Regions from separate parts of the Homo sapiens genome. Here region 1 is linked to region 2. A link is a contact called in ENCODE Hi-C or POLR2A ChIA-PET data. All regions are on one chromosome and are shown on one strand. Each heading gives the region's core, a stretch centred on a gene start or an enhancer-like site at or near the end of the contact. The rest is flanking DNA. Distances are from core to core; before and after follow the strand shown.

What was found. A loop is a pair of places that touch in the nucleus more often than their neighbours do. ChIA-PET counts read pairs that join two places held with the same protein, here RNA polymerase II (POLR2A). Pooled maps may share reads with other maps.
Region 1: a map of posterior vena cava shows a loop between it and region 2 (2.9-fold over the local background). The contact joins two enhancer-like sites. A Hi-C loop is called at or near these places in 3 of 168 maps with a recorded cell type or tissue (aorta, posterior vena cava and psoas muscle) and 1 of 50 pooled maps. POLR2A ChIA-PET finds 5 or more read pairs at or near these places in 3 of 52 experiments (GM12878, WTC11 and activated naive CD4-positive, alpha-beta T cell).

The regions. Positions count from the first base shown.
Region 1 is chr15:88,076,145-88,079,680 of GRCh38, forward strand. All of the region lies in intron 13 of NTRK3 (neurotrophic receptor tyrosine kinase 3), which reads right to left. Among named protein-coding and RNA genes, the nearest start is that of MIR11181, 130 kb to the left of the region's middle. Within about 2 kb of position 1,272, at least 2 of the 41 ENCODE cell types and tissues checked have a DNase peak (open chromatin) inside an H3K27ac peak, as active enhancers do.
Region 2 is chr15:88,014,323-88,017,937 of GRCh38, forward strand. The region is part of intron 14 of NTRK3 (neurotrophic receptor tyrosine kinase 3); the gene reads right to left. Among named protein-coding and RNA genes, the nearest start is that of MIR11181, 70 kb to the left of the region's middle. Within about 2 kb of position 1,335, at least 5 of the 41 ENCODE cell types and tissues checked have a DNase peak (open chromatin) inside an H3K27ac peak, as active enhancers do.

The sequences.
Region 1 (3,536 bases), core at 22-2,521, 62 kb after region 2:
GAGGCCTCACAATTATGGCAGAAGGCTAAGGTGGAAGCAAGATATGTTTTACATGGTGGCAGGTAAGAGGATGTGTGCAGGGGAACTGCCCTTTATAAAACCATCAGATCTCATGAGACTTATTCACTATCATAAGACCAGCACTGGAAAACCCACTCCCATGATTCAGTTACCTCCCACTGAGTCCCTCCCACAACATATGGGAATTATAGGAGCCACAATTCAAGATGAGATTTGGGTGGGGAGACAGCCAAACCATATCAGAGCAGATTAAGTGGGATTTCCTCTTTCAAGTCCTCTCCTGACCCCTCACTACATCATCCTCTAATCCCCTAGTGCACCAGATGAGGCTTCTTTCACTGCCTTCATTGATGGTTTCATTTATTCAAATAATATTTCAATGTAAACACCTACCACATGCCAAAAACTGCTCTCAGACAGGGGATACAAGAAGAAAATAGACAGGGAACTTGTCTTCACAGAGCATTAGGAGGGAGCTGATGACTTATCAAGTAAGTATACATATGTAAAAAAAAAAAAAAAAAAAGCACTTAAAGCTGTGACGAATGCAATGAAGGAAAAGTACAGTGTACTATGAGAGAAAGCACAAAGGGGGCCTAACATTATCCAGCAAGCAGGGAACCACAGGTTTTAAAACACTTTTGAGGCTGGGTGCAGTGGCTCATGCCTGCAATCTCAACACTTTGGGAATCCGAGGTGGGTGGATCACCTGAGGTCAGGAGTTTGAGACCAGCCTGGTGAACATGGTGAAACCCCCACCTCTACCAAAAATACAAAAAATTAGCCGGGTGCAGTGCCATGTGCCTGTAGTCCCAGTACTCGGGAGGCTGAGGCATGAGAATCGCTTGAACCTAGGAGGCGGAGGTTGCAACGAGCCGAGATCATGCCACTGCACTCCAGCCAGGGTGACAGAGCTAGACTCCATCAAATAAATAAATAAATAAAACATTTTTGAGGATGAAACTGCATTTCTCCAAGCAGATAAATGAAGGAATGGACAGTTGGATGGATATAAATATTTCTGCTCTACCTTCAGTTGCTAAACTTTCCCCTGGCTTCTGGCCCCTTCCTCCCATTCCTGCTCCCTTCACTGGGTTTTTGCCTTCACTTTCTCTGTTCTCAGCAACATCTTGACCCCAGACCAATGTTTTATCTTGAGTCACGAACTGCATGGCTCAGAAATGCTGCCTGGAATGCCATTTCTTCTCAAAAACCCTTACGTAGCCAACATTTTCCAGTCTGCCTTCCCAGCCCTGCCTCCCCCACCCTCGCCCTCACCCCAGAGTTGTCTCCACGCCTCCCCATGGGAGTTTAAAAATGGAAAGCCACGTGCAAATCAAAACCTTGAGAAACCCGGCACTTTGGAGAAGTAAGCACCTTCCTGGGAAGGTGGTTTATGCCTGAGTCATTTGTCTGGCTACATTAGACTCCAAGGCCTCAGGCAGGGGAACAACGACGACGTTATATCTCCTAGCCTGCTGAACACAGTAGGGGTACTCAACAAATCATAAATAATGACAAGGATGAGGCAGCAAGTGGGAAGACTGAGTGAAACACTCTAAAAACCTCCCTCCTGTACTTGGAGCTGTCACGGAGTTGGGATGTGGCCCCGTTTCCTGCCTGAGCCTCTAGGCAAGGAACTTTACCCTGTTTGTAAAATAACAGGTGGGTCTCCTTCCCAGACACACAACTTAGAAACACTGGCACCAATAACCACACAACACAGCCAACTGAGGACAGAGCAGTGTGGGCTGCAAAGACAGAATCTCACAGGAAATCTCGGATCATGTCCTAACAGGCCCCACAGGCCTCCTGGGCTACAGGGATCCAGCCAGCAGCTCCCATTGGTTTGAGAATGGCAGCAAAGACAGCAACCCCCTGCCCAGGGGCCATGCCTCTAAGAATAGAGGACAAACACATTCAGAGTTGGACAGAAGCTTGAATCTATAAGGTGTATACATCATGTCCTTGAACAGATGGGTCTCTTGACATCTCGGCACCTCCTCAGCTCTGTCCTCTTAGCATGGGCTCAGGGTCTGTTGCAATGTACACCCTATTGTATGTTCTGGGGGTAGAGGTACAGCAATACAGAAAGTCCCTGCTCTCAGGGAGCTTTGTCCTTATTGGCGAAGAAGCACATACCTCACATGGCACGTCCCAACAGGTGCTTCGATAATAGTAAAGTGGGGTTAAAGAAAAGTGGGGTCAGGCCTGGTGCGGTGGCTCACGCCTGTAATCCCGGCACTTCGGGAGGCCTAGGATCACTTGAAGTCAGGAGTTCAAAGACCAGCCTGGCCAACATGGCGAAACCCTGTCTCTACTAAAAATACAAAAATTAGCTGGACATGGTGGTGCACGCCTGTAATCTCAGCTACTCAGGAGGCTGACGCAGGAGAATCACTTGAACCCGGGAGGTGGAGGTTGCAGTGAGCCAAGATCGCACCATTGCACTCCAGCCTGGGCAACAGAGTGAGACTCCATCTCAAAGTTAAAAACAACAACAACAACAAAAGAAAAGTGAGGTAAGTGAAGGCCTCTGCCACCTTGTGACCTCAGAACTGGGACCTAAGCTCAGCAGGGGATGAACCATAAGGAGTCCTGGGGAAGCGACACTCCAGGCAGAGGGAGACACAGGGCAAAGGTCCTAAGGGAAGATGTTCTTCTATATCTGGGCAACAGCAAAAAGGCTGATGTGGCCAGAGTGGACGAGCACGGGGGAAAGTGGCAGGGGCTTAGGTCAGGAGGTGTGGGGCCTTTGGCTTTCCGCTGCATGCGATGGGGCACCCCAGTGGGTCTGAAGGACTGGAGGGAGCCTCACAGTGTGTTCTCAAAGGACCCCTCTGGCTGCTGGGTAGAGATGGGAGTGCAGGGAGCACAGGTGAACAGGTGAACATGGGGAGCCCAGTCGGTGGATGTGGTGTTGGCGGAGGGGTGGCGTTTGCGGGCAGCCTTCACAGCTGTGGAGCAAGAAGGGATGGTGGCAGGAACTAGGTGGTACTTGTGGAGGTGCTGGGAAATGGTTAGACTCGTGACACAGTTTGAAGTCAGAACAAAGAGACTGGGATTAGATGTGAAGTAAGAGAGTCATCAAAGACGATCAGCGTTTTGACAAGAGCTAGGCCAGCAGCTAGCACAGAGCAGGTCCTCACACACATTAGAGCTTTTCTCCCTTCCCCAGCGCACCTGCCATCAGTCACAGGTGCCAAGAAAGCGGACGGATATACCAGGATGCCCCTGCTTCCAGAAGTTTAGGAGGCAGACAAGTACAGAGAGGAATTGGGAAAAATGGTGGCAGAGCCTACCTCCCTGACAAATTCTGTCTCCAGGGCACTGGCAGGCACGTGCTCTCAGCTCATAGCTTAAAGGGAGAGCAGACTTGAGCATACAGCCAGCTGATAGGGGTTGATTAGTGGCAAGAGAATTCTAGAACAAAACCCTAAAGGGATTTAATTTTGTTTTTAATTACAAAAGCAACATGGATTTAGTGGACATGCCATTTGACTCCAAAATTCCAC
Region 2 (3,615 bases), core at 85-2,584:
CCATTGGTCCTAGACCTGTTCCTTCTTCCAAATCCTTATGCAGTTTAATATCATTGAACTATGTGTTTGGCCCTCAGTTTCCTCATCTACTAAACGAAAAGATAAGTCTCACTGGATCTCTGAGATATTTTTCAGATTAAAAAAACTTCTATGTTCTACAAGGAAGTTAAGTGAATGAGAATTAAAGAGCAGGAAAGGAAAAACTTAGCTTTCAGCCAACTCCTATTGCTGGAATAATTTTGGGTCCAAGATTTGAAGGCAAAAATATAAGCGAGGATCATATTGCAACTGCAACTAACTGGTGATAAAACCAAGACCAGCTAGGACTTGATCTTGGGCTGCCACTTTTCCACCTGCCAAAAAAACAGGCTCTCTCAGGTGCTCAAGGAATAAATGCTTCTTGGATGCTTCCCCGCCTACCTCTCCGGCAACACCGGAGCAGGTTCTTTGCAGGAACACGGTCTCTGATTCCTCTTCTCACCAGCTCCGAGATTTTCTTTTTTATTTTTCCAAAAGCAAAAGTCATTGGTCGATCTATGTTTAGAAATATGCACAACAAATCAAGAAATAAATTCATATGTGAAAGGATAGAAATGTTAGTCTCCAAATCTAGGCAAACTTCCATTTTTATAAGCCTATGAAGACAATATAAATAAATCAGAGGGAGTGGAGCCTGCTGGCAGCAACTGCTAGATCGCTCTCATTTTCTACATAACGTTCCCTGTGCTGAAAGGTATATTCAGTGAGTGTTTCATTTCTCTTCTTTCTGGAACAGGGGTCTCTCTATGTCTGCCTGGAACTGTCCCTAAATTCAGAGAGAATAACTTGCTACTTTGTTTTACCTTTTTTATTACAGTGTTGATAGTTTCTTCACTCCTCTAGTCATCACCTACTTCTGAGAAACAGTGACAAGCGTGATAAACAAAGGCCTGGACTATGTAAGTGCAAATTCTACGAATAAATTCGTAATTATTGTGTCAATAAGCTATGCTATTTAATACATCAACAAGACCTGCTCCCTCCACCCCGGGAGGGAGTCCTTCTCTGGTCACTCACCTCCAGCCCTGCCCCCACCAAACCCTGCCCCCTGTCTGCCTCCTGCTACTGCTACGGTGGCCTGGAAGGCCCTTCCTGTCCATCTCTGCCAGTCCAAGTTTCCCCGCAGCGTCCTAGCTCAAACACTCTCCCCTCTGTGGAGCCTTTACCCAAGCCTCTGCTCCCCTAATTTAAACAAGCCACTGCTCTCTAAGCACACTGGGCCCTTTAGTTGCAGGGTCTCTGTGGCAGGCATCTCATTATGCTCATATCTCCAGAACTGTTTCCTGGCCTGTCTCCCCAGCTGGAGTGTGGACTCCCTCATGCGGGGATGATGCCACTCTGTTCATCTCTCAGCCTCACTGCATTGACTCTGCAGCATAGTAGTTGCTCCAAGATTAGGAGCTCTGTGCAAAAATCATCTTTGTACTCAGTTTTTCTCCTGCACTATGTTTATTCTGGAGTTGGCACTGTAATGAAGAACGAAGGAATGCATCTTGATTGACTGATCGCCAGCTCTACAGCGGCTCCAATGTGAATATAGCCTGGCCACGTATTATGTAGCCATTAAAAATAGTGGCATTGTGAAATAAAGGTCTATGATAGGCTACTAGATGACAAATTCAGATTATGAAACCGTATGCAGAATATGATCTCATTTGTGTGTGCTATACATGTCCATGTTGATGTGTACATGTCTGCGTATGTTATTAGCCTGTGCATATAAGGCAAAATGTCATGCATTCATCACTTGGGGTGGCATTAGGGATGATTCTTATTTTCTTCTTTTCACTTTTCTGGATTTTCCTCAAAATATTTTCAGTGATTGTATATTACTTTGAAACCAGAAACAAATGTTAGGTGTTCTGTCTGTTTTCTAAAGAGACATAGAGAGGCTAACCAGAGCTGTGACCACCATCAAAGGATGAACTACTGAACACATAATCCCAGAGATGCATGGGAAGCCAATGAGGAAGCCCTGAGGATATGTAAGGAGAAGCCATGGACAGTTTTGCTTAAACACCAGGAATTTAAATTTACATCATGAATTGTTCCTAAATGGCCCATCACCTTTTCTTATGAACTTTCTCCTGGACCGTAAGAGTTGCAGCTATTTGGATCACTTTGCTGAAAACAAGATGAAGGAATGGGCTAAGCTGTGTCAGAACTAAGCAGAATGCTATGGCAGGCTCTTCTCCAGCTGGGCACAGCAGGGCACACCCCCTCCCAGGGGCCTCTCATTCAATGCCTCTCACCATTTACATTCCAACACTGTAAGATGATGGATACTTTTAATACAAGAGACCTGTCATTTATTTATTAGCTGGGGACAGGCTTTGCAGCCGGGAAGGATGCATTATAAATCAACTCCTTTCTCAGCCATTAAAAATTAATACAGTTCATAATGTAGAACGTCAGTAATTTCTTTATTAGAGGAGAGTGTCATTTTTTTTTCTTTTCTTCCAGGTTTTGTTTTTACTTCCTCCCTTCTCTGGGGATATTTTTTTTTCTTTCATAAAGACTGGCTGAGTATAAATTATCCCAGGGAAGGGGAATATACCCTTTCAGACAGAGGTTAAAATGGAAGAGACGAAGCTTAAAAAAAAAAAAAAAAAAAAAAAAGCCCCTGACCAAATTCCCCATGGAAATATGGTCTAACTGCATCTTTCAAATTTGCCTCATTAAGCCTCACTTACAACATCCCTTGTTTCTTTCTGATCTACCTTGCACCAAAAATGGGAGGCATTTTAGGTTTCTGATAGACCAGAGGGAAAGAAATATAAGGTGAGTGATTTGGGGTGTGCTGGGAGGTCTCTGATTATTATTTTCTAATGATTGCTCCCTCACAGAGGGGCCTTCATTAGCTTTTCTATTGTCTCCAAGTTAACTTGGCATTCACCAAAAGAAGCATGGATGTTAGAAGCTCAGCCCAAGACCAGGAACCCTTCATACAGCTCCCCCTTTAGACCTAGGATACAAGGATGCAGAAGGAAAAGACGGCACCAGAATATGCCAAAAGGCTGATTAGCTAAGCATCCATGAAGGCTTCCCCTTTGGTTCTTCCCCAGAGTGGCAGCTCCAGGAAAAGTGAAAGCTTGGAGTTAGAAAGAAGACAACTTCTGCTCTTAACTTCAGAGGAAATAAAAGGGAGAATCCAGAACCTGTGATGTCTCCATCTCACCTTAGCAATATTGAGGGGTTTGCAGTGGTTGGTTCAACCAAGCTGACCTTCTCAAGACCTGAACAAAGGAATATATGTGAAGGGAGGGGGGACCATCCCACCCCTAGCCACCCCACCCAGCACATTTTCCTGACTTTGGGGAATAGGGGGAGAGGGGTCACCCAGAGATGAACATCACATCCCAGGCACAGGCTCCCTGTGTTGATGTCTCTGTCAAACCAGCCATGATTTAGTTAAAGCTCCTAAGTAACAAATCCCCACAAATCCCCAAGCACATATTTAAAATCTATTTTCAGAATTACACTGAGCATAATTCAACCAATCAATGAGCCATTAGGAGTTTAATCCCAACACTTCTTCATTACCAGTGGCATGAGGGCTGCTCGACTCAGCAGAAT